3 separate regions of the Mus musculus genome follow, and all the other regions are linked to region 2. A link is a loop called in an ENCODE intact Hi-C map of the cell type or tissue named here. Cell type or tissue: left cerebral cortex. All regions are shown on one strand. Links, peaks and the distances in the headings refer to the core of each region. The heading gives the core; the rest is flanking DNA. Region 1 overlaps Ncoa2 (nuclear receptor coactivator 2). Region 2 holds the start of Lactb2 (lactamase, beta 2). Region 3 overlaps Ncoa2 (nuclear receptor coactivator 2).

Evidence for each region. Hi-C counts contacts between places; a loop is a spot of excess contacts. Peaks named below come from ENCODE experiments on the same cell type or tissue, not always from the same donor. Only the 100,000 strongest peaks of a DNase experiment are listed, where the experiment ranks them.
Region 1: a loop joins it to region 2, with 2.4 times the contacts of the local background. A loop is called at or near these places in 13 of 42 quality-filtered maps.
Region 3: it touches region 2 in a loop (2.5-fold over the local background); 13 of 42 quality-filtered maps call a loop at or near these places.

What each region holds. Positions count from the first base shown.
Region 1 is chr1:13,134,093-13,144,444 of GRCm38, forward strand. Ncoa2 (nuclear receptor coactivator 2) reads right to left here. Exons shown (of 23, transcript NM_008678.3): 23 at 5,013-8,680. The coding sequence ends at 8,669. Among named protein-coding and RNA genes, the nearest start is that of Prdm14, 12 kb to the left of the region's middle. In left cerebral cortex, for the core only: a CTCF peak has its summit at 8,959; DNase peaks (open chromatin) are centred at 8,492 and 9,000.
Region 2 is chr1:13,653,802-13,665,227 of GRCm38, forward strand. Lactb2 (lactamase, beta 2) reads right to left here and starts at 6,708. Exons shown (of 7, transcript NM_145381.2): 1 at 6,528-6,708. The coding sequence starts at 6,649. In left cerebral cortex, for the core only: a CTCF peak has its summit at 6,160 (motif pointing left); DNase peaks (open chromatin) are centred at 6,184, 6,374 and 6,775; H3K4me3 peaks cover 1,692 bases; H3K27ac peaks cover 1,032 bases.
Region 3 is chr1:13,149,956-13,152,455 of GRCm38, forward strand. Ncoa2 (nuclear receptor coactivator 2) reads right to left here. Exons shown (of 23, transcript NM_008678.3): 18 at 2,424-2,500; 19 at 735-963. Among named protein-coding and RNA genes, the nearest start is that of Prdm14, 24 kb to the left of the region's middle. In left cerebral cortex, for the core only: a CTCF peak has its summit at 1,291 (motif pointing right); a DNase peak (open chromatin) is centred at 1,308.

The DNA of each region.
Region 1 (10,352 bases), core at 7,853-10,352, 520 kb before region 2:
AGAAGATCATCAGGGCATGGTGGCACATGACTTTGATCCCAGAGGTAGGAGGCAGAGGCAGGCAGATCTGATCGTGAGGCCAGCCTGGTCTACATAGTGAGTTCCAGGACAGCCAGGGCTATGTAGAGAGATCCTGTCCACAAACCTGGGAGAGGCAATGGGGGAGAAAGAACAAAAGAAGACAAAAGAAGGGAGATCTTTTTACTCCTGCTCAGGGTGGTTAGAATTCTCTGTAGGAAGAGTCAAGCAGACATCCTGGGCCAGGCTAGGGGAAACAGTAGTGTATGAAGGAAAGACGAAGGACCAGAAGCTGCCACATAAGCCTTAAGCTGTCACCTGTATCCTCTGGGGACCTGGCCAGCCTTGCTGCTCGCCTCTGCTCCCTCTTCTGGTCACCAGCTGATGTTTATTTAGCTTAGTGTTTGGGGCCCCCCAGTGGGCAAACGTTCTGATGTCTCTCTGGGTTTGCTGCCATTAGAATGTGTATTCTAGGCTTAATAGGGGGAGCAATCAGAGCAGCTCTAGATTAATCTGTCATTAGTGAACAGCCTCACCATTGGGCACATGCATAGGCTCTGTCTTGGCCACTAGGGCCACTTGATTCCTGAGGCAGCCATATCTGTAGTAACTGATGAGGAAGTCTGGCTTGTGTTGAAAGTCCCCTGAAATTCGAGGGACCCTCACTCGAGCCCTGGTATGACGCGATGCCCAAGAACTCACGAGAGACCAGTCTTGATTCAAACAGCAAGAGGTTTAAAAGGGAAAGACCAGTGCACTGGGGACGACTCGTATCCCACGAAGGGGTAGAGGAGTCGCCCCCAGCTCAAAGGATAAGGGGCTTATAAAGGCAGAAACCGTAAACACCTGGCATGGGCTATAGCATTTGGCAAGCACAACGGGTTCAAGAAATAGTTGGAATATTCTGTATGAACATTTCCTAAAACAATGGAAGTTAAACTTCTACTTTGTGGTTAGTACAACCTAAAACAATGGGGTGAGTTAAACTTTTACTCCCTGCCATTAGTCAGGTCTATTTTGGACACAAGTCTAGGGGCTTACATAATTTTTCACTCTTCTCTCTCAGGATCTTTCAGTGTCAGCTAGCCAGTTTCCGAGTCTCCCTGGCTATGTGGTGCTGATCTTGGGTCAGATGTTTGCTAGTGGCATGAAAGTGCCACACTTGCACACGTTTGGAGGTCAGAGGAGGTACTGGTTTGTTTTATGTTGATTTGACACAAGCTGGAGTTATCAGAGAGAGTCTGTAGGGCATTTTCTTTGTGATTGATGGAGGAGGCCTAGCCTATTGTAGGAGGGGTTCACTCTGGGCTGGTGGTCCTGGGCTCTCTAAGAAAGCAGGCTTGAACAAGCCATGGGAAGCAGTAAGCAGCACCCCTCTATGGCCTCTGCATCAGCTCCTGCCTCCAGGTTCCTCCCTGCTTAAGTTGTCCTAATTTCCTTTGATGATGAACTGTGATGTAGAAGCTGAATGAATCCTTTCCTCTGCAGGTTGCTTTGGTCATGGTGTTTCATCACAGCAGTGCTAGTAACCCTAACTAGGACAGACGACAACCTGCAGGAGTCACTTAATCCCCTACCATGACGTTCAGGCTTGGTGGCAAGTGCCTTTACTTGCTGAACTGTGTTGCCGGATGAGGACCAATCATGATGTATCATTTCTATTTTGTGATGCTGCTGGACACCCTAACTAGGCAGGCAGTGCTTTGACTGGCCACCAGTTCTCTTCTTCCTGTCACCAGCCCCTGGGTACAACTTGTGCATGACTGGTATTTGTGGTTGCAGGAATGAGCTAGCAGCGTTTCTTAGAGAGCAATCCAGGGTTGATGCCTGGGATGATGGGGCACACCTGCAATTTCAGCACCTAGGAGATAGATGCAGGAGGGGTTCAAGGCCAGGTTTTGCTGCACAGTGAGTTTCAGATGTCACTGGAGGAGGAAGACAGGAGAGATAAAAATCCACACCTCTTGTAAGCAACCACACAACGGAGTGTGGTAGCTTCTGTAAAATATTAGAGATAATATTGCTTTGGCTTGGCCAGTATCCAAAAAGAAAAAGGGAAAGGGAAAGTGGACAGCTGGCTCGGTGCTATAGGCCAACAGCTCTGCAGAGATCTATGAAACTGACTGCTCGCTTCTGGTACCTTCCTGGGACGGGGTACCCTTGCCAGCAGCAGCAGCAGCAGCTTAACACAGTCCTCTCTGGGCCACCACCTGCAATGGCCAATGTTTCCCTTCATGCTAGAGAAGGGAAAAACCCAAACTGGGCCTCTAGCACTGCATGCGATTTAGGACCTGGGTTGAAGGCAGCGTAATTGCACTGTTTACCCCTCTTTCCTTCCCCTGCTTGCCTGTGGGGCTGAGAAACTGCTAGATCCTTGGACATCCATTCACAGCTGCTGCTGACCATGGCTGGGAGTTGGACTACAGACTTACGTCAACAGATTCCCTTACTATATACAGACTACCCGTAAGTTCTAGACTCTAGAGAGCCCTGACTATTACAGAAGCTGGTACCAGGAGGAGTTCTAGAGGAGCAGAAGTATAAGGATGAAATTCTGGAGTTGGTTTGATAATTCACCAGCACCTTCAACGACTGAAACCTCTCCAGATTCTCTCCCTCCTGGGAGCTTGGAGAATATTGAAGACCCGTGGTTGAAACTGTATTTCAAGTTTAAAGAAGCTAATGCCTTTGATTATCTTAATGTATTAGATGATTCAGTGTACAAAGCTTTCTACAAGATGGGGAAAAATTGGAAAATGATTTTGCTGGCTGGTTGCTCTTAGCATCTTGGGGAAAAAGGATGAAGGAAAAGAAGTTATTGTGTGATAATATCAAATGGCTCCAGATGCAAGGAAGTGATCTAAAAGTTGCTATGTGTGTCCTTGAAGAGAATCTTCTCTTCAGCAGCCATAGAGCTCAAGTTGCAGAAAATCAAACTGAAGCCCTCATTATAAGGTTGGTTGAATTACAGCGAAAATTCAAGTCTCAGAGGGTGTCAGCAGTTAAAGGCAAAGAATGGGATCTTAAAACTTGGGATGGGGATGTGTGGGAAGACCATGTTGAAGCTGAGAATTTTGAATCTTCAGATTCTCAAGGGTTTGCCCCACCTGAGGAAGTAGTGCCCCACCCCTTGAAATAATGCCATTTTCACATGAGAAAATTAATCCCTCAGAGTCTGTTAAACCAGCAGTGACTTTCGCTGAAGAAAATGCCAGACAATACTGATGTTTCTCAAGGCCCACCAATAGCTTCTTCTAGACCTATAACCAGACTCAAGGCAGAAGAGAGCCATAGAGGGGAGGAAATGCGCTTCACTACAAAGGAGCTTCATGAGTTTGCTAATTGATTCAAGCAGAAACCTGGGGGATATGTGTGGGAATGGATTTTAAGGGTGTGGGAAAATGGTGGAAGGAACATAAAACTAGAGCAGGCTGAGTTTACTGATGTGGTCCCTCTGAGTGGAGATTCTAGGTTTAATATGGAAGCTTGCACAGTTAAAAAAGCTGTCAGAAGTTTGTTTGTTTGAATGGTTGGCTGAAGTGTTTATCAAAAGATGGCCTACAAGCCGGGCGTGGGTGGCACACACCTTTAATCCCAGCATTTGGAGGCAGAGGCAAGCAGATTTCTGAGTTCGAGGCCAGCCTGGTCTACAAAGTGAGTTCCAGGACCGTCAGGGCTATACAGAGAAACCCTGTCTCAAAAAAAAAAAAAAAAAAAAAAAAAAAAGATGGCCTACTGAAAAGGAGTTGAAGATGCCTGATGTCCCTCGGCTTAGTGTTGATGAAGGGATTTTAAGGCTCAGGGAAATTGCAATGGTAGAGTGGATACATTGTGGAAAACCTAATCGTCCACACTGGGAAGGCCCAGAAGATATGCCCTTCACGAATCCTGTAAGACGCAAGCTTGTGAGAGGGGCACCAGCACTTTTGAAGAGGACACAGTACTTTCCATCTTTATAAACAGTGTGGGCTGGGGGAGGGCTCAGCTGGTAAAGGTGCTCACTTGCCAAGTCTGGTGACCTGGGGTTCCATCTCCAGGACCCATAGAGTGGCGGGAGAGAGCCAACTCCTGAGAGTTGACCTCTGACCAGCACAGGTACGCCGTGACTCCTCACATCCACAGATACTGCAGCAATATTTGTAGCAGGAACTAGACAGGCCACATCTGCCATAAAGAGCTAGTGATGTCAACTAGGATATACTTGGCTTCTCTGGGAGGGCAAGGTGTTAAGAGTGCTGTGACCACTGACTACCATTTTTAAAATGTATTTTTAATTATGTGCATGGGTGTTTCTCCTTGTGGATATGTGCACCCGAGTGCAGTGTCTATAGAGGCCATAAGAGGGCAGTGTATCCCCCAGGAAAAGGACTTACAGGCAGTTGTGAGCCTCCTGACCTGAGTGCTGGGAAGAGAAGTGGGCTCCTGCATAAAAGCAATAAGCATATTGAGTCATCGCTCCAGAAACAAGAAATTCCCTTTTTCCTTCTGTTTTTTTTTTTTTTTTTTCCCCCCCAACAGCCCAGGCTACCCTGGAGCTTGCTCTGTAGACGGGGCAGATCCACCAGCCTCTGCCTCTGGAGTGCTGGGGTCAAAGGTGTGCACCATCATGCCTAGCCCAAGAAATTCTTTTTTTTTATTACATATTTTCCTCAATTACATTTCCAATGCTATCCCAAAAGTCCTCCATACCCTCCCCCCCACTTCCCTACCCACCCAGCCCAAGAAATTCTTAAAAGATAATGTCGTTAATATATTTTTTTAAAAGGTTGTATGTCTATAGATGCTTTGTTTGTTTGAAAACTGTATCAGGAGTGGTCCTAATGCCTGTAAGAGCAGGAAGAAGGGGCTGGACCTCCTGGAACTGGAGTTACAGATGATTCTGAGATGATGTGTGGGTGCTAGAAATTGAATCTGGGTCTTCTGAAAGAGCAGCCAGTAGTAGTTCTCAGGTATTTTTAAGTTTAAACTACAAAAGAAGATACCGTATCGCCACATTAAAATCTCTAAAGCCATGTAAAACCCGAAGGCATTAAAATTTATTAAATGATGCAGTAACAACAGATTCTTTATTTACAATAGCATTATTTAACATCAAATAAGCAAATAGCATCAGCAAAGCAATAGTAACTTGCATAAATGTATTTAAAATTTCTCTGTATATATCTACCTTTGCATAAACTGCTCACACTAGAAATACAAACATCAATGCAGATGAACAAAGTGATGTTCAGAGTCAACTCTGTTTTGAAAATAAATCACAACCTGAAACACTGTAAGCTTTCTCCTGAAGAACCATAGTTAATATATTGCTTAATTTTACCCTTGTATAATTTTTTCATATACACATATCTCAAATGCAACTTCATGAGGAACTGTACAAATAAAACCCACAAATGACAAAGGAAAAAGAGAAGACAGTTAAATGTTTGAAGAAACGAGTTGTCATCACTGTTCAGTAACATACGGGTAAGCGATGACTTACTTATTCAAAAATTTTACACAATTCACTATACAAATATAATACATTGGACAGCTATGTAGGAATATACAAGACTTAAAAACAGATCTAAGGCATTATGCTAGGTTTTAGCATTTTGAGGTTCTTGCACATAGCTTTTACCTGTAGTAAAGAAACTTAAAAGATTTTGTTTTAGTCTATAAAGAAACACCAGGGAGAAAGTTCTAATTAAAATCGAAGCCACTACAGTGTTTTCTTTTGTGCAGAGAATGCTTTGCTCTTCGGCAGCATACTACCATATAAACAACTAGAAAATTTTAAATTCACACCAACAATTAATGGCTTAAGTTGCATTTCAAAATTGATTGTGTATCTTTGGGTTCTGCAAGTGGATCTGTGCCTCCCAGTTCACGTGTCACACCCATATGAACTCCGTTTTTAAACACAGATTAAAAATTGCATCTTAAACTGCAAAAAAACCATTGCTTTCAATCATTACAGGTCGTAAGAGATACACGTGTGTATGTGTGTGTGTGTGTGCGTGCGTGCTTTAATCTTTGAGTCAATTGGTTGTAGTATCACAGCACACTTCACTTTTAAAACTCACCATGTTGCATGAACACTTAAATGGATTTTACAACCACGATCAGGTGTGTACTTTTCACATTACGCTTTTCACATTGAGTCATCTAAGAGAACACTGATTCTATGTTCTGTCAGACAAAACCAAGTACAAATGTGTTGTGCAGAGCGTGAGCAATACTGATGGCAGGGGAGGCTGGGCTGGCCCTGGCTCTGAGAACATGATCAGGATGCCTTTGCTGATGCGATTGATCCTCCTGATGAGATGGCACACAGTTCATGGCTGCTCTGACCTGTGAGAGGATTTGCCATGACCATGGGCTACGCTAACAGCCGGGTCAACATTAGAAAGCAGTGGGAGATTGGATGAAGGCTGAAAGGTAAGATATTGTGGCTTGATGTTACAGTGAGATGGGATTTAATACAAAACAAGTATGTTTTAAATTCCTTTTTCTCTTGTGCTGTGTGAAGTCATTTTTACCTACCTCACATTTCTGACTTATCTGAGAACAGGTCGAGCTCAGTAGTGCACCTGAGCCTCACTCCTGGGGCAGGGCCTGGAGTTCTGGGTTCTATCTGCTCCCTTTGCAGGACAGATGTGCAAGCCAATGGTTTGGTGGAGTCTCGAGCAGACACAGGAACTGGTGGCCAACGGGGAAGCGCTGTTCCTGGGCCACCTCCCTCACTGAGATTCTTCTCTAAGTGGAAAAAGGTATGGAAATGCAAATTTCCAGAGTTCCTTAGCACGCAGCAACACTTTCAGATGACTGACCATTTGTCTTTGGGTCACATCTCTTTCTATATTTCTACAATCTGTAGATATATAGGGAGACATAAATATAAATAGGGTAGTTTATATGTTTTTAACCCTGCCAGGAATAAACAAACTTCAAGGAAAATCTTCTCTGTTCCTAGAAAGCTTGGATAATGAGATATTATAAAATGCTTTGTTTTTAGACATCAAAAAGACATCATTCTGAAATTTAGGTACGAAAGTGTGTGTATCAAGGTTGGGGAGAATTGAAAAGGTCTCGGTTCTGGGTACTGCAGCTGTCTGAAACTGACACCAGTTAATAGAGGTTATCCCCGACAGTGGGCAAGAAAACAACCATCAAAGTGGGCTGCTTAGTAATGTTGTCTTTCTAAGGTTTATTAAGAAAGAATATAAACATATAAAATCAAGACTTGGTTCTGACAGCGGCTGCATATCATATAGATTAGATACAGGATTCATGAGGAGAGTCTCAAGGGTTAGAAAACAAAAGGTCTTACGTCTACAAGTCAGGTCTAACCAAGGCATTGGCAGCCGTTACAAAACACCTTTAGGAGACATTGCTATGAAGATATCTAATTTAATACTGAAGTACCTCATTTTGAGTCAATCCCACAATATGTATACCTCACAAAATTATACAGTTAAAACACTTAAGTTCAGAACTTAAATTATTGCTTGTTTACATATAAATTGGATCTTTATGTACCTTACAAAACTTCGGCTTCGTCAGCACTGCTAAAAACCAAAAATAAAAAACAACCCCATATGGCAGAGGTTAGATCTGTCGTGACGTCTGCTGTTGATTTCATTAGTAAGTTCTCTCATTTTGGAGGCCTGAGCTGATGGGGCAGCCCAGGCTACCTAAGCAGATGTCACAGCCTGACTTTGTTCCTCTCTGATAGGAAATGCATGGTCACTGGGAAGCTGCTGTAAGTGGCTGGCACAGCACTGAGAGATCCTAAGGGCTTCCCTGGTCTCTATGGTGTATGCTGCTGTTGATGTTTTTACTTTAAAGGAATGAAAGAGGGAGGGACGAGAGAAGGTGGGGAGAGGAAGGGAAGAGATGCCAATCAAACTATCTGATCTAAAAACAATTTAGAAACAAGTATTTCTTTTTGATTCATGATTTAGGGGAAACTAGTTTGGTTTTAACAGAGAGAAGTGGGAACAGATACTTGTTAATGCTAACAGCCTCTCTCAAGAGCCTTCCATCTGTTCAGTGACGGGACACTCCTTCCTGGAGACAGAACTCTGCCTCGGTTACGTGTTGCTGACTAGGTGTGCCGGCATACACAGCGCTGTGCACAGTGTCTGCCCTGTCTCCATCCCAGTCAAATGCAGGCTTTAAGCTTAGAACACCTTGGGTTGTACTGTGTTAAAAGTTCCTTTCTTTCCTGTAGATAAGATTCTCATCTTTTACACAGAAGAGCCACAGAGAACAAAGCAAGAAACCAGTGTCTGGAGCCGAGCAGGAACAGGCCAAGGGCATGGCTCTCCTCAAACACACACATTTAAATACATTCAATCTGATGGGGATGAAGTCGGCCTGGGGACAGTTACTCTGCAGGAGATCTAAGTTGCACTACGGTGAATGCAGTGAACAGACTGCGGGTTGGTCTGGAGGCGAGCTGCAGGCTGTCGGGAGAGGCAACTCTTCCGGTGGCAGCCAAGCCAGCACGCTCTATGCTGCGGGCCCAGGGCCCGACTGTCTGCTGCTATGTCCTGGGAGAACTGGCGGCATGTCAGGTGGCAACACAAAGAGACGCAGCTCTCCAGACTGGTAAATGTTTGTAAGCCCAGTGGGTTGAAGAAAGATGCAGACAGTTTCTCCAGGGTCAGCAGTATTTCTGAGGGGAAACAGACAGAAAGGTTGTGTGAAGACAAGGGGCTCTTTATGTTTGCATAGTTTTTTCTGCTGCCACCCTGGCCTATTGGCAGATTCTGTGCCCCCATACACTAGTCTTTCAAATGCGTGCGCCACCACACTGGCAATATCAAGAGTTTTTTTGTTTGTTTGTTTTTGTTTGAAATGAAAACAATGGAGTGATCATCATAAAACACAACATACTAGCTTATTCTAGAGTACGAAGGCTCCGCATTTGGTGAGTGGTGGGTTTCTGACACGGGAAGGCAGGTGGCGCTGTCCCTAACTGAATGGCGCAGGTGCACGCTCCATCCATCAGTGTGAAGCTCCCGCAGGCTGTAGTCAGTCTGTGGACGACCACCCGTCTGTACAGAACAACCGGGGAGCTGGGGGTTTGATCCGAGAGCCTCTCTCATGTTTGCATGGCACTTTACCCACCGAGTGCCTCCCCAGCCCAGGGTGATCCCTTTGACTTTTTAAAGAATGTGCTTGTTTTTGAGACAGTGTCTATGTAATCCTGGTTATCCTGGAACTCGTTATGTAGACCAGACTGGCCTTGGCTTCACCAAGATCCTCCTACTTTTTCTTCCAAGTGCTGGGACTAAGGTGTGTGGCACCCACATGCCTGGCTACTACTGATTTAAAAAAATCATGATTTGATATATATATTTTTAATTTGTATGTGTATATTCCACACACAGAAAAGGGTGTCAGAGCCCCTGGAAGTAGAGTTCCAGGTAGCTGTGAGCCACTGGCCTGCTGTTGAGCACAGAACTTCTGAGAGAGTAGTAGGTGCTTCTATCCACTGAGCCATCTCTCCAGTTTTCCTCCCCACTTTTTTTTTTTTAAAGATTTTATTTATTTCACGTATGTGAGAATACTATGGCTGGCCTCAGACACCAGAATAGGGCACTGGATCCCATTACAGATGGCTTTGAGCCACCATGTGGTTGCTGGAATTTGAACTCAGGACCTTTGGAAGAGCAGTCAGTGCTCTTAACCACTGAGGCATCTCTCCAGCCCTCCTCCTCATTTTTTAAGTCAGGGCCTTAGAATTCTTTACCTAGACAGTGTGGCCTCTAATCATCGAGTCACCTGTCTCTACTTCCTGAGTCCTGGGAGTAGAGGCCCGCGTAAGCGCTCCCCTCCCTAGATCGTCTCTGAGTCACTGTCAGGTCCTAGGAGGGTGTGCTCACTCTGACTTCATTAAGATAAACCCACCCCACTCTCAACTCATAATCTAGATGACTATATATGCCAAGGCTGTATTGAGCAGCAGGTACTAGAGGGCCACTAAGAATATCTATTTGAAGAGAGGAAGCCAGCCTGAAATCGTATATGTGCCTGCTGTGTCCCTGTAAGCGGTCTGGTGATCAGCAACAGGACTCCATTAGCCTCCTCAGATGAGTCCTTGCGGGGAGGTGGCTCTGGACTGGGCGACACCCAGTGCTCCAGGCTTTCTTCCTCAGTTGGGTTGGTGTTGGTCACCAGCTCCCTTGATCCTCACCTACATTCTTCCACAGGATGGCCAGGAAGCCTTTAACATCCATGTAGGCCTGACAGAGTCCAAAAGGGACACTGTGTCTCAGCATTGGAGGTTCTCCCCTCCTGGGATGAAGCACCTGGATGCTTAAAAAGACTGATGACAGCCGGGC
Region 2 (11,426 bases), core at 4,845-7,344:
TTTTTCAGTTTTGTATTGCTAGCCTGTGACTGTGTTCTTTTGTCATCTTTCTGCAGCAGCGGAAGGACTGACTTTTCTCTATGTTTTCTGGAATGAAGGAATGAGGATACCATTGTCCTCAAGGCCAGCTCACAAACTGTTTGCTTGTTGTTTGCTTGCTTGTTGTTTTTTCGAAGCTGGGTTTCTCTGTGTAGACCAGGCTGACCTTAAACTCAGAGATCCACCTGCCTCAGCCTCCTGATTGCTGGGATTAAAGGCGTGCGCCACCAGTACCCAACCTCGGACTTCTTAACTCTTGGTACCTCACTTATTTAGGCTGAAGAAGATTAGCCTTAGCTAGCATGACCCATTCATTATTCATCTATAACTGTCTCTAGATTACCTCCTACATGTCATGCCTTTCAGTCTTTTGGGAATATAAACAACTCTGCCTGCTACCCAATGATGGGTGGAAGGGGTAGCTGTGGGCGACCAAAACAAAGAAACAACATAAAGTTAGCTCAGGACGTTCAAATTGAGTACATGGGGAGCTGGTGGGAGCTTCAGAGGGTACCATGCTTGGTTTTCAAGCATGATGCCCAGCACCCAAGACAAAGGCAGGCATATGGTGATTTGGCCTATAACTCCATTGCTAGAAGGAGGAAATAGGGGTAAGGGGAGGAGGGTAGGGGGTGGCTGTAGGAGTAGATGGGGAGTCCGTAGATGTCAGATAGGAGGATCTCAGATCCTAGGGCTCACTGGCCAGCTAGGGGACAGATGGATGATGGGGTCTACCTCTCTAGGCAGCAGAGCCAAAAAGGTAGGTTACAGGTTGTGAGAGGCCATGCCTTAAAAAAGTAAGGTAAAGAGCAACAGAAGAACACAGCTGCCACACTTACATATGTGCACGCCCCCAGGAGCATAGACAACATCATACACACCCTAAAAAATTGTACAGTCACTGAATGACGATATATTACATTCGATGGGTTTGTCTCTAATATCTATAGCCAATACAAAAACACATCTTGTACTGGTACAGTTAGAAAGTTGGGAGCAAGAAGTTCCATGTGTTCTTATATAGCTGAGTGAGTTTTAGGAACAACGGTATATTATATGTATCTTAAAAGCCAAAAGGATTTCGAAAGTTTTCATAAGGGCTGGTGAGATGGCTCAGTGGGTAAGAGCACTGACTGCTCTTACGAAGGTCCTGAGTTCAAATCCCACAACCACATGTTTACTCACAACCACCTGTAATGAGATCTGATGCCCTTTTCTGGTGTGTCTGAAGACAGTTACAGTGTACTTATTTATAATAATAAATAAATCTTTGGGTGAGAGTAAGCAGGGACTGAGCGAGCAGGGCTGTGTGTGTGTATACATATGTGTGTGTATTCATGTGTGTGTGTATCAAAATATGTGCTTTCTAATTTGTGTGAGCTTAATTTGTATAATTTTAAAAATAAAATTAAAAAAGATCTTGGGTGTGCAAAGTGTTTCAGCTGGTAAAAGCACTTGCAACTGAGCCTGAGAACCTGAGTCCAATCCTTGTACTCACACGGTAGAAGGGGAAACTGACTCCTTTACGTTATCCTCTGACCCCCACACACATGTGGTGGTGCACACTCACACCATTACACACATGAACGTAATAAGCAATTAAATATATTGGGGAGGAGGAGAGTGACATTGTGATGAATCTTTACTGAGGAGACAGCTGGATAGACTTCAGAAGTATACTGTAAACTCCTCCGCAAGTGGGCACACTGGCTGGAGGGAGCGTATGGCCCTACCAAGTGAATCCTTAGGGCCTGCAATGGCTTAAAGGACTTTTAGAAGGCATAAGTAATAGGACCTGCAGGAAAGGGAAAAGGTCAATCACTTGGAGCCTTCTAGGTGGAGCACTGGGTATGCCATTAGACAGGAGACACGACAGGCAGTTCAGAGGTGAGCTTGCCTTGTGAATTTGACATTCCGCATTATTTACACAACATACAGGAATACATCAATTTCCTTTCAGCACTATACAAACATGAGCCCCGGAGGGCAGGAAGCTTGCTTGTTTGGCTTAGAGGAGTTCATTGATGTATTTCTACATTTGGAAAGCCTGGCCCACTGTACATTTAGTCACACTAAAGTTAAAACACACAGAACTAGATCGTGAAACACCCCCTAGGCCATGATTCTAATTATTTGTTTATTTATTTTTGCTGTCTCTGTGTTTGTGTGTTTTAAAATGTTATTCCAAATTCTTACTGCTCTTTAACTAGCTTGGACTACTTTTGGTCTCTGAAGGCCTTAAGGTCTTTAAAAGGAATCTTTCCATGCCTTGTATCATGGTCCCTTATCAACACATTTAAACCACTGCCTTGCCCTCCTCCTAAGAAGCAGCTTTGAAACATCTGACACTGAATTTAAAATGTTATAGTCCAGACTATATCATAGTGACCAAAAGTTATAACAAAACCAACAGAGCGAATAAACAGGTTTACACTTTAGCTGACACAGAACACAGATCTTTTGGAATGCCTGTGTTGTCTCTTTGCAGATCAAAGTCTGAGTAAAAAGCCTCTTGGGGGTTGAGAAAGTGGCTCCCAGGCCTTTGCAGTTTTTTGTTTGTTTGTTTTCGGTAGCCTAACCAGTTCTAGCAAAGGAAGGACTCTTGGATAGAGGCTAACAGGACTTCTCCAAGGCCTGGCACAAACACAGCCTGCTCAGAATGGAGCAGTAACCAGAGGCTATAAATTGAAGGAAAAAAAAGAAAGAGTTTGAACAACTATTAAGGAGGAAAATATAACACAGCATTTTAGAACTAAACTCATATTTATTATAACTTACTCTTCATATCAACTCCAGGGAGTTTATTGCAATATTTTGTAGAGAAACATGGCTTGAGACAGGCTAAGTGATTTATCCCAGGTCTTTCAGGCTTATACAAGGTCCAACGATGGGGGACAGCACTACTTTAGCTAGCACTGAAATCATTCCTCATGGCATAATGCCTCAGCTCTAGATTAGAAAACTAGTTCTGGTCATTCGCTGTGTAATGTCCAAGCACAGTTACTGTGAGGTTCAGTCATCTCTGAGTGTGTGGATCACTCCACTACCTACAGTCATAGACGGCAGCCCTACATCAGGAGGTCTCTTTGCAAATGCAAGCTGTATTCATAAAGAGCTCAAGAGAACACTGTAGATGGATCTGCAGAGGCCTAGGAGTGATTCATTAAGCAGAACTCAGTGCCCGGAACAATTCAGACACATGATCTGTTATATGAATAGAGAAATACTCAACTGAGTTAGTAGAATCAATTGTTTTATAGGAATTTTATATTAATGAAATATTATATCAATATTCAGATATCTATTAACTGCCCTTTGTCCATTTTGCTGTCACTCACCCAAAACCATCGGCACTGTTGACCACCTTACACTATGAGCCTAGTGTTAATGTAGTACAAGGAAGCAGAAGCTATAACCAACACTGTAATGCGCTTTCCTCAGGATTAAATTTTGTTTTTAATACTTTTATTGAGATTTCATTGTGTCTGCATAATATCCCTATGAAAAAGATCTTATATAATTCATTGTATAGATAAAAGACCATGTTAGTGAGATAATTATCTCACCCCAAGTCTCACAAGCGAGGAAACAGTCAAGATTCTAAAGCAGGCAAAGGTGGTTGACCAGAGTGTCCAACCCTAGTTGATGCATCTACAATACAACCCCAACATGTAGGGTTGGAGAATACTGAGGAAGGTGGCTGGGGAGACTTGTAAAAGCAAGAGAATCAGGATGTCTGCTCCAAGACAGTGTTTTCCACATACAACACTCATGAAATTTCAACCATATGATCGCTGGCTAAACAAGACCTGAAAAATGACAATAGCAGCTGACATGCTAACATGGATGGAAGAAGTCTCACAAGGCTGCAGCCCTAGAGAAAGAGCTACAGGCAGTCAATGGTGCTGGGAAGAATCAGTGAATCCTCCAGGGAGCCCCCACCCACACACACACCATAGTAAGTGGTCAGTCCTAAACAGATGCATAGGAGCAATAAAGAAAGCACTCAGCAGGTGGTGTTTATATAATTATATATGTAACCATGACACTTACATAAAAGAGTCCACGAATCGGAGAGAAGTTGGAGGAAGGACAGGGAGGAACAAATCCTATAAATACAGTACTCAAAATACGAAGTTCTCAAAGTAATATCCACACTGAAAATAGCTTAAATTATACGGCCCTTTCTTCTGCTATAGTACACAAAATCTGTCCTCAAAGTCATTTAGACAGGGAAGGTTAGAATTTCAGCCATCAGTGGCTCTTGAACAGAGGAAGACTGTTATATACCCTGGAAAAGACTATTGAGTAAGGGCATTTTAATGTCAGGGTAGGTCTACCAGGGTTTTAGTGAACTGTGATGTCTACAAATTGACCAGAACAAAGGACAAAGGACAGCTAAAGCTGTCAGTACTCCAAGAAGCAAACAAAAGCAAAAATTAAGAGAAAAAAAATGTAAGCAAATATTCAGTAAGGATTCACTATGCCACTTCTGCTGTCCAAGGCTTGGGGCTGGGAATATGAAAATAAACCTTGGCTCATCTTCCATTACAGTGGGATAACCAAGTAGAGAGAGACAGTGGATTTCATACATTACAGACCTTAAACTTAAAACCAAAAACCAAAAACTACAGTTGAGATAAACACCACAAAACCTACAGTGCATTACAATATTGTCTAAGAGGTCAGGGCTAACTTCCACAAGGAACTGACATTTTACGTGAGCTCTAAAGAGTGAGTGAAGTGGAAAAAATCGGAAGAGAACTTAAAGTCTGGAGGGCGAAATATGCCTCATCTGGGACACTAGGAAGGCTGCATGGCTGGGCCAGAGGGTGAACAAGATGGCTGCCTTTGGGAGAATGGGCTGAGGGATAAAAGCAGAGGCAGGTAACCCAGTTAGGAGGTTAGTGCAGACATCTATGCAAGAACTGAATGGGTTAATAGAAGTCAAAACCACATTGCCAAGATGGCTTGGATGTGTGCCAGGAGGAGAAAAATGTTAAGGAGTGTTTAAGCGTTTTGTTTGCTCAAATACAGTGATGGTTCTGTTTATAAGATCAACTCAGGAAGGCCTGTGCTTCACTTTAGTAGGGTTCAGTCTGAAGAGCACAGGTAATGGGGGAGAGTTAAGAAAACACACACACACACACATACACACTCACTTGCACACACACATACGCATGCATGACACACAACTGTAACTGAATAGCATGAAGTTAGGATTGCATTTAGAGAAGTACAAAACTCTGATAAAGATGGAGAATGAGAGACCAGCAGCTAGAGAGGATGTTGTGTCAGCAAGGAGGGATTGGCCAATGAGCCCCAAAGTTAGCAGAAACAGAAGTGTAAAAATGAGTTCAATGATATAGTGCCACCTATCATCTTAGACCTTTTTGTGATGCGGAGCAGTGGACACAAGTCTTGAACATCTGCTTTGGACCCAGTTAATATTTGTTTCTAATCACCCTTTAGTTTGAGTAGCATCATCTGCACGTTAATTATTTTACCATTACTTACTACCTAAAGAGCCTATAAAAATAAAACTATTACTTAAGTACAATATATGATTCCAGTGAACATTTGTGCTTAGCAACTGTTCATCTTAGTAACTTCTTCATCCAGTTTGCATAGAAACCAGCCATCTATTTTAACCCTCGAAGAAAAGCAGGCTGTGTTGAATGTCCTGGAACCATACAGCAAACTCCAGCAGGGCATTCTCCAGGGTTATTCAGACTATTTGCAATTTCCGGCTTAGGTGCTGACTTCAGAATGGGTTTAAAGTGGCACATCGAAGAGATTGTCCTGGGCTCAGACCATACTCTAGAGGTTAGGCACTCTGCTGCTAAAAGCATGCCGGAAGCCTAAAGGTCCCGTACTTTCCCCTGGCCTGATTCACTCTGGGCTAAACCTTTTATGTCTACTTTTAGAGTCCGATGCTTGTAAATATCCTTTACTCTAGAAGAGTTAATATAATAGAGACTTTAAACGCAAACAAGATATGCTTGTCATACACGATTAGTAGAAAAAGCAAGAGTTAGTTTCTCCTACCCACAGGCTGGGTTGCTCTGTCGGGTTTAGACTCCGGTTGAACTAGAAGCAAATTCTGCCCTCTACTGTAAGAGACTGGATTTAGTATAGTCAATTGCTTACAGTAAACTTTTAAGGGCCTAGTTATATGACCCAACCAAGCCTGAAAGTGGCTATGTAGCCTAGGATGGCCTCGTACTGGGGGCGACCTCCTGCCTCTGCGTTCCAAACACTGGATTTCAAGTGTGCACTAACACACAGGCTACGGTAAACTCACTCGGTCACCACCTGCGGGCAGCGAGACAGCAAGTAAACTGTGAGTCAGACTTGGGAAGCCTGTGCTTTTCTTACACCCTCTGTCCTCCGCAGAGCTCGGGGACGCGCTGGGGGCTAGCCTGGCCTCTCGCTGCCTCCCTGCCACGTGACTGCGTGAGCTGCGGGGGCTCGGGGGTGGCGTTTACCTGCTGCCGGTCCCCACCAGGTACGTGTTGGTGCCTTGCAGGGTCATGGGACCCGGGTTGCAGCCCAACACGCGCACCACCCGACTGGACAGCTGCTCGATGCGCTGCAGAGCGGCAGCCATCTCTCTATCTACCTCGGTGACCGCCGGCACCCGAATTCCAAGTCACTCAGCGTGCTGCGACCTCAGGCTCGGAGGGCAGGGCGGCGGTCTCGTGACGTCAGGCCCGGCGCGGATCACGTGGGACTTCGCTCAGTGGCCCGGAGCGGATTGGCGGCCACTATCTTACGACTTGCTGGCACGCCCGTCAGCCAAGTGACGGGGGTGGGGTGGAGGGATGAGTTCGCGGTGACTGTGGCATGAGGTGGCCTGACCCGCCCGCACTGGCCTCAGCCGGCTCCGTCGCTGAGCTTCTTGTGTCTCTGAGCCTTGTTTCCAAGTAGCTTTACATATCCATAAAGAAGAATGCAGTTACTTCATTGAAGTTAACCTCCAGAAGTGGGGGAGGGAAGGTCACAAGCTAGGCAGGTATGGGGAGTATTTACTGAGTCACCAACTTAGGAAGGAATGGCAGGCTGGTGATTTGAAGAATAGCTTACCTTTTACAATAAATGATGGCAACCAATGCTTACTTGTACCTGTGTGCGTCTAGCCAAGGGCCACCTCCGAACATTACTTTTTAATCCTCAACAACAGGAAAAAAAAAAAAAAGTAAAGAAAAGAAAGAAAGAAAATAAAAGCGACTGTGCATATCTGCAGAGGCCAGAAGACAATTTGACAATTTCAGGTGACTCAGGAACTGTGCATACCCTTCACCAGTGTTGACTTGCCACCCAGGCCAGACTGGCCAGCGGTTGACAGCCCCAGAGATTCCCATGTCTCCATCTCCCCAGTACAGGCATTATAAAAATGAGACACCATGCCCCACATTTTTACATAGGTTCTGGGGGATCAGCCTCTGCTTGTCGTGCTTATAAGGCAATCACTTTAATAACTGATCTATCGCCCCAAACCCCATTAGTTATCTACTCTTAAAATCCCACGTAGTTCTTAACTCTTTTTTTTTTTTTTTCGAGACAGGGTTTCTCTGTGTAGCCCTGGCTGTCCTGGAACTCACTTTGTAGACCAGGCTGGCCTTGAACTCAGAAATATGCCTGCCTCTGCCTCCCAAGTGCTGGGATTAAAGGCGTGCGCCACCACCACCCGGCAGTTCTTAACTCTTAACAGGCACAATTTCCCCCCATTTTATAAATGTAAATTGGAGTTTGGGAGAGCCAAGCTCTGCTTCCACTTGTTTTACATGAGCACATGGTGCTATCTGCGCAGAGTGGAGGGGCTTGTTTATCTCCTCTCTATCCTACCCTTGCCAAGGGAAATAGGTTGGTTTAGTGTCCAAGGTGAAAGTGATATAATTGCTCTGTCTTTTCCAATTTTCTCTGCCTTTCCCAATCAGCAAGTATTAAGCATTGCTTCCCACTTTAAAATTTTTAGTTATAAGTTACTTATAAGAAAATGCACAGATCCTAAGATATCCATCAAATTATGATGAATATATACCACAAAAGAGATGTAGAGTGTATTCACTACCTTAGCCTACTCCTTTTAGGAATATGGCTCCTCCAGCAAATGCTGAGGCACACAACCAAGACTGAATTCACTATGTAGAAGAAAAACCTGGGTGGACAGTCTGGGACAACCCAGTAAGGCTGTCTTTCTCTGTGAAGTATGCGACTGCATGCTTACTTGAGTGGAGTCTAGTGCATGGATATATGTTGGTCTGCGTCCGCTGGGCATGGCCTCTTGGAGAGTTTGACTGTGTCTACAGCTGGTGGGATGGGTGCAGTGCTGTAGGGAAGCACCAAGACACAGCTTCAGGGGTGGGAAACCACAGTCTGAGATGTGGGAAAGCTGGAACTGGTTCTGGGGTCCCTGGGCCTGCGATGAGGCCAGGGCTGTGGGTTTCTCAGACTTTTGGACATACATCCAGGCACAGCTGAGAATCAATCACAGAAGAGCCAAGAACAGATTTGGAGGCCCACAGAGTTGGGACCAGTGTCTAATCCAGGGGTGGGGGTGGGGGAGGAGAAAGGGGAGCTCTGGCTTGTCCCATGGGTGATTGTCCTCAGATTGGCAGAGGCAGGCTTCATAGTGGTTGTCATTGGACGTGCAGAGAGGCTTTTTGCAGGAGAATTAAGTTGTGTCTCTGTAGTTGAATGCCTTTTTCATGACTTACTATGGTAGATCTTGATAAAAGAAACAGTTCATGCATGGTTCTAAATAGTTTATTGTCATGGAAGAAAATGAATGCATAAAACCATATCCTACTACTCAGAGTGGAACTGAGATTCAGTGCCTTTTACAGGGAGGAGTGTTTGGGAAGGAAAGCTTATTGGTGAAGCCTTCTGGGCCTCTAGGTACCTCATTAGCATGGAGAACTCTGCTTTGGGCCTATATGACCATAGGACAAGTTTCTTTTAAGTGAGAAGCATGGTGGGTGTTCCAGGCCAGGGGTCTGGCAAGGGCAGGAAGTTGCTTAAGTCTCAGGTGTGTCCACTGAGTCTCTGGGTCTCAACCTGCATAGGTCTCAAACTTCCTGGCATGGTTTTATGTCCCACAGATATTAGGGTCCTAAAAAGTTGAAAGATTTAGAACAAAATTTGAGGTCTCTAAGAGCAATATGTAGAGAATAAGCAAATCAACACGCTGGCACAGATATGGAACCACTGCTTTGTAGAGTAAAAACTAGGCTTCCAGTCACTTGGTGGGACTATTAGTGGAGGATTAGGAGGTGTGGCCTTGCTGGGGGAGGCGTGTCACTGGGCTTGAGCCTTGAGGTTCCAGAAGACTTGTGCGTTTTGAGTTAGTTTCTTTCTGCTTGTGTGCTGAGTTGTGAGCTCCCGTTCTGCCTCTTCCTTGTGTGTTGAGATGTGAGTTCTCAGCTGCTGCCGCAGCCACTTGCCACTATGCTTTTGGTCCACCATTAATGGGCTCTAACGCTCTGGAATTGTGTTGGGAGCTATTAAGACAATGCTATTGTCCTGATCTATGAATTGGGCCTCTCCCCCCAAGAAAAAAAGGGGGTCAAAAGTGGGCCACCGATGCACCGTTCCGAGAACCACAGAATGTTCCAGCCCTAAGTCAGCGCCAGATGTCCTGACCACACCCTGATACCACCAAGTTCCTGCTTCCCCGTGTAGCTGCCAAAAGAAAAATTTCCACTGCCCCACCCCTCCCGCTGATAAGTACTTGTACTTCCCCTCTTGCTTGTGCGTTTAAGCCTTGGGCCTTTCTCAAGACAGTAAGACCTTGATGTTACTCAGACTGCTTCCGTGTGTCGTTCATTGCACAAGGTTCTCGTCTCTCTCTATTCCCCACATTTGGTTCTTAGGAGAAGGTCCCCTCGAGACCCTCGAATAACTGGACCTGCTGGATGGGTCAGAATTGTAACTCAAATAAACATTTTATAAGTTGCTTTGGTCATGGTGTTTAATCATAGCAATAGAAATGTAACTTATGTAAAGGTTGATACTGAAAGTAAGCTCTTGCTCTGACAAACCTGGCTATGTTGCTTCTCAGAGGACTGTGGAATGCTATGGAACTCTGGGATAGAAAACTGGCTGAATACTGTAAGAAGAGCTTAGTGGGCAACTCGGTAGGAGTTTAGAAGACAGTGATGAGGGTTAAACATGGAGCTCTAGCTTAAAATGGGAAGGGAGCAATATTAGAGACTGGACTATCAATTCTTGTGATTTTTGGCAAAGAATCTGGCTGATTTCTGCCTCCTTCCTAAGAATGAAACTAAATTGAATAGTGGATTAATTTCCTTGGTGAGAGAGATTTCAAGAGATCCAAATATTGGCTCTCCCACTTGGTTATTTTGTAATCACTCCAACGTCTTAGGGTTTTACTACTGTGAACTGACACAATGATTAAGGCAAGTCTTATAAGGACAGCATTTAATTGGGGCTGGCTTACAGGTTCAGGGGTTCAGTCTATTATTATCAAGGCAGGAACATGACAGTATCCAGGCAGGCATGGGACAGGAGGAGTTGAGAGTTCTACATTTTCATCTGAAGGCTGCTAGCAGAGTACTGACTTCCAGGCATCTAGAATGAGGACCTTAAAGACCACACCCAGTGGCACACCTACTCCAACAAGGCCATACCTACTCCAACAGGACCACACCCTCTAATATTGCCACTCCTTGGGCCAAGCATATGCAAACCATCACAGTAGGTCTACAATGCAAAAAGAAAGTGAGGCAAAAAGACACACAAAGCCGGGCGTGGTGGCGCACGCCTTTAATCCCAGCACTTGGGAGGCAGAGGCAGGCGGATTTCTGAGTTCGAGGCCAGCCTGGTCTACAAAGTGAGTTCCAGGACAGCCAGGGCTACACAGAGAAACCCTGTCTCGAAAAACAAAAAAAAAAAAAAAACAAAAAAGAAAAAAAAGAAAAAAAGGACACACAAAATATACAGTTTGAAGAGAAAATGAGCACTTCAATTCAACATTGGACCCAAGGTTTGTGCTAAAAGAGATAAGATTAAGGAGAGGCCTGATCCCTTTAGAAGAAAGGGAGGGTCCCCTCAGGGCAAGAAGACCCAGCTAAGACTCATTTGTTAAAGGAAAAGGTCTAAGGAATTTTCTTCTCCTAAAAAGCAACAACAGCTGCAAACTTGATTCCAGGGAACCAAGAGTTCTCCCCAGTTTGGCAGCCAACCTTGACAGTGTCAGCCAAGTGATGTTGCCGTTAGAGTCTTGAAGGATATACTAGTAAAGGGGTCATGGAATCTTCCTCCATGTTTTCAGAGAGATGCTGAGGCCAAGCTAGTAACATGGAGGGTCTGAAAGGCAGTTGAGTGGAGCCTTGGAGATTCTCAATTCGTCCTCATGATGGTGA
Region 3 (2,500 bases), core at 1-2,500, 510 kb before region 2:
CAGGGCAAAGCAGAGCCATCTGGAACATGCAAGCATGGACGCACTATGGAAGCACCGAGACTCCCACTGTTAGCGGAAGATAACAACCGGATGTCAATCTCCATGACATCACCCTTGGTGTCTCGTCTGTTAGAATGACATCCGAGAACAAATCAGGATTAAGTAAAGCCAGAGGCCTCCCACGTGGCTCCGAGTAACACTTCAGGAACGACCAATCCAGTGAAGACTTGGTACAATCTTGAAAGTTTTTATTTTTTGTTTTGATAAGTGTTGTCAGTAACAAACAAAGCCTTTATTTTTTAAAAGCTGTAGACTATTTGTAATATTTAAATTGGCTTATGTCTTCTGACATTTCATATTTAGCTACTGATTTCTTTGTGTCAGACTCAGAAACAATCAAGGATAAGTAGCAATGTGTATTACATTCATAGACCCTGACCTGAGCAGATAACATCCATGCATGCTCACCAGAGACACATGACACTTAACTTTGGTCATTCTTAAAGACCTGCACCCAAAGAAAAGGAGGACCCGAGCTAACAGGTAGGCACTGTGCGGGACTGGGAGACTTGCCAGGCCCTAATCTGCTCCAGGCCTCCTATCGTTTCCTGGCTAACCAGGCACATAGCCGTGAGAAGGAAGCCGTGACCAGGACTGAGGTGCCTCGGGAGAAAGGAGAAAGAACAGATAGGCCAAGACGGGACAGCAACGGTGGGAGGGATCTAAGTCAGTACCGTAGTTCGGAGGAAATGGGAACTGCTGGGCATTGGCCTGGGGGATCCGGGGATTGCTCATGGCTGCTGGTAGGCCAGCGGGAGCCACCATGCTTGGGGTCACATTCAAGCCCTGTCCTCTCATCATCAAAGTCCGCTGCTGCACCTGCTGCTGCATCTGTCTCTGCCGAAGATGTTGGTTGAGGATTTCCCTCTGCCTCTGGGCCAGCATCTGTGCATTAATAGGAGCCTGAAATTGTGGGCAATCATGAAGGGAAATCAAGGATAGATAGGTTAGACAGGATACCAATGGCATACTGTATGTAAAATCATTTGAAAAACAAAGTTCCATGAAGGGGGGTCCTCGGAGCAGAGCACCTAGTGAGCACGCATGCGAGTGCTCTAAGTTCAGCCTGTGTGATGACGATTCTGTAACCCTCTGATAGTGACCAACTCATTTCTCGAGGGTACAGTCAATCAAAAGATGTCAAAAGAGCACAGGCCTTTCTACAGGAAGACTTTATGTTTATTTTTAAAATTTATTTTTATGTGTGCAGTGCTCATGGAGGCCAGAAGAGGGCGGCTAATCACCAGGAAATGGAGTTACAGGTGCCCACGTGCTGCTTTCTGGGTCCTCTAGCTTGACTGTCACCTCTTTTCTGCTTTAGTATCCCAAGTGCTGGGAGCTACTACAGCACTGGGGTTACAGCGCAGCTACCCTGGCCTGGCAGAAGACTTTATGTAAGTTGAGGACAGCATTTAGAGTCTCTTTGAAGGAACATTCCAACTTAACAAGAAACCAAGCCACTGCCAAAGGTGACTTGGTGACTTCGGAGAGATGGAGGTGGGGGTGATCTGACAGTAATTTCTGTTACTTTACTGATCTCCAGGCTGCTCTGGCTGGCTGCACAGGTGTCCCCTGTGTCCCTGTGTCCCCTGTGTCCCCTGTGTCCCCCTGGTCTATGGCTACATCATGTCAGATGCACCTGATCTCAGAATGGTCTTTAGATGTCTGCTGAGAGGCCAGGATGAGTGACATGATGTGAGGAGGGGCCCTGGGCGTGTGCTGTACGCTGGTGCTGGAATGGCATCCCCTCGCCACTCACAAGGCTGCCTACTCTAAAGTTTATCTGCAATGCAAACATGAGTGTGCGCAGCACTGTCAAGCCATTTATGACTGTAAGGACAGCAGCACGGATTTCCTATGCTTAGCACTCGCCTGCTTCCTGCCAAGGGGAGGGCTAGATGGATGTGTGGCCTTCTGATGTGGCCGACAGAACCTAACAGGCTCTGTGCTGGTGCAGGACTGTCCAGTGTTCTCAAGTGGAAGACATAGGTGTGCTTACGAAGAAAAGTACGAGTGTTAGGCAAGGCTTGTTTGAGTCTGAGATAGCCTGTCCATTGAGTTTAATAAGTAAATTACATACACGTAAAGTGTCTTCACACAGAAACTCCATAGAAACAAGGCTATTGCCGAGAGCAATGTTGTGGCCAGTCTTGAAGGCTAAACCCGTGTTCTCATGGGAACAGTGGGCAGTACTTGAATCCAGAATTGGTTGATACATTTTTGTAATACAACTCTTGTGTATTATAGGAATCAGCTGACCCTGGCAACAGGGATGGCATTCAGAACTAACACAGGGAGTCAGAGGAACTAGGAAAACCCAGGTCACTCAGCCTATCTGGGAGGAAAAATGAGAGGCTTCTCACCTGAGTGGGCACTCCAGGCCTCAGAGTCAGGTTCACATTGGAAACACTGCTGATCTGATTCATAAGCGGCTGGCGAT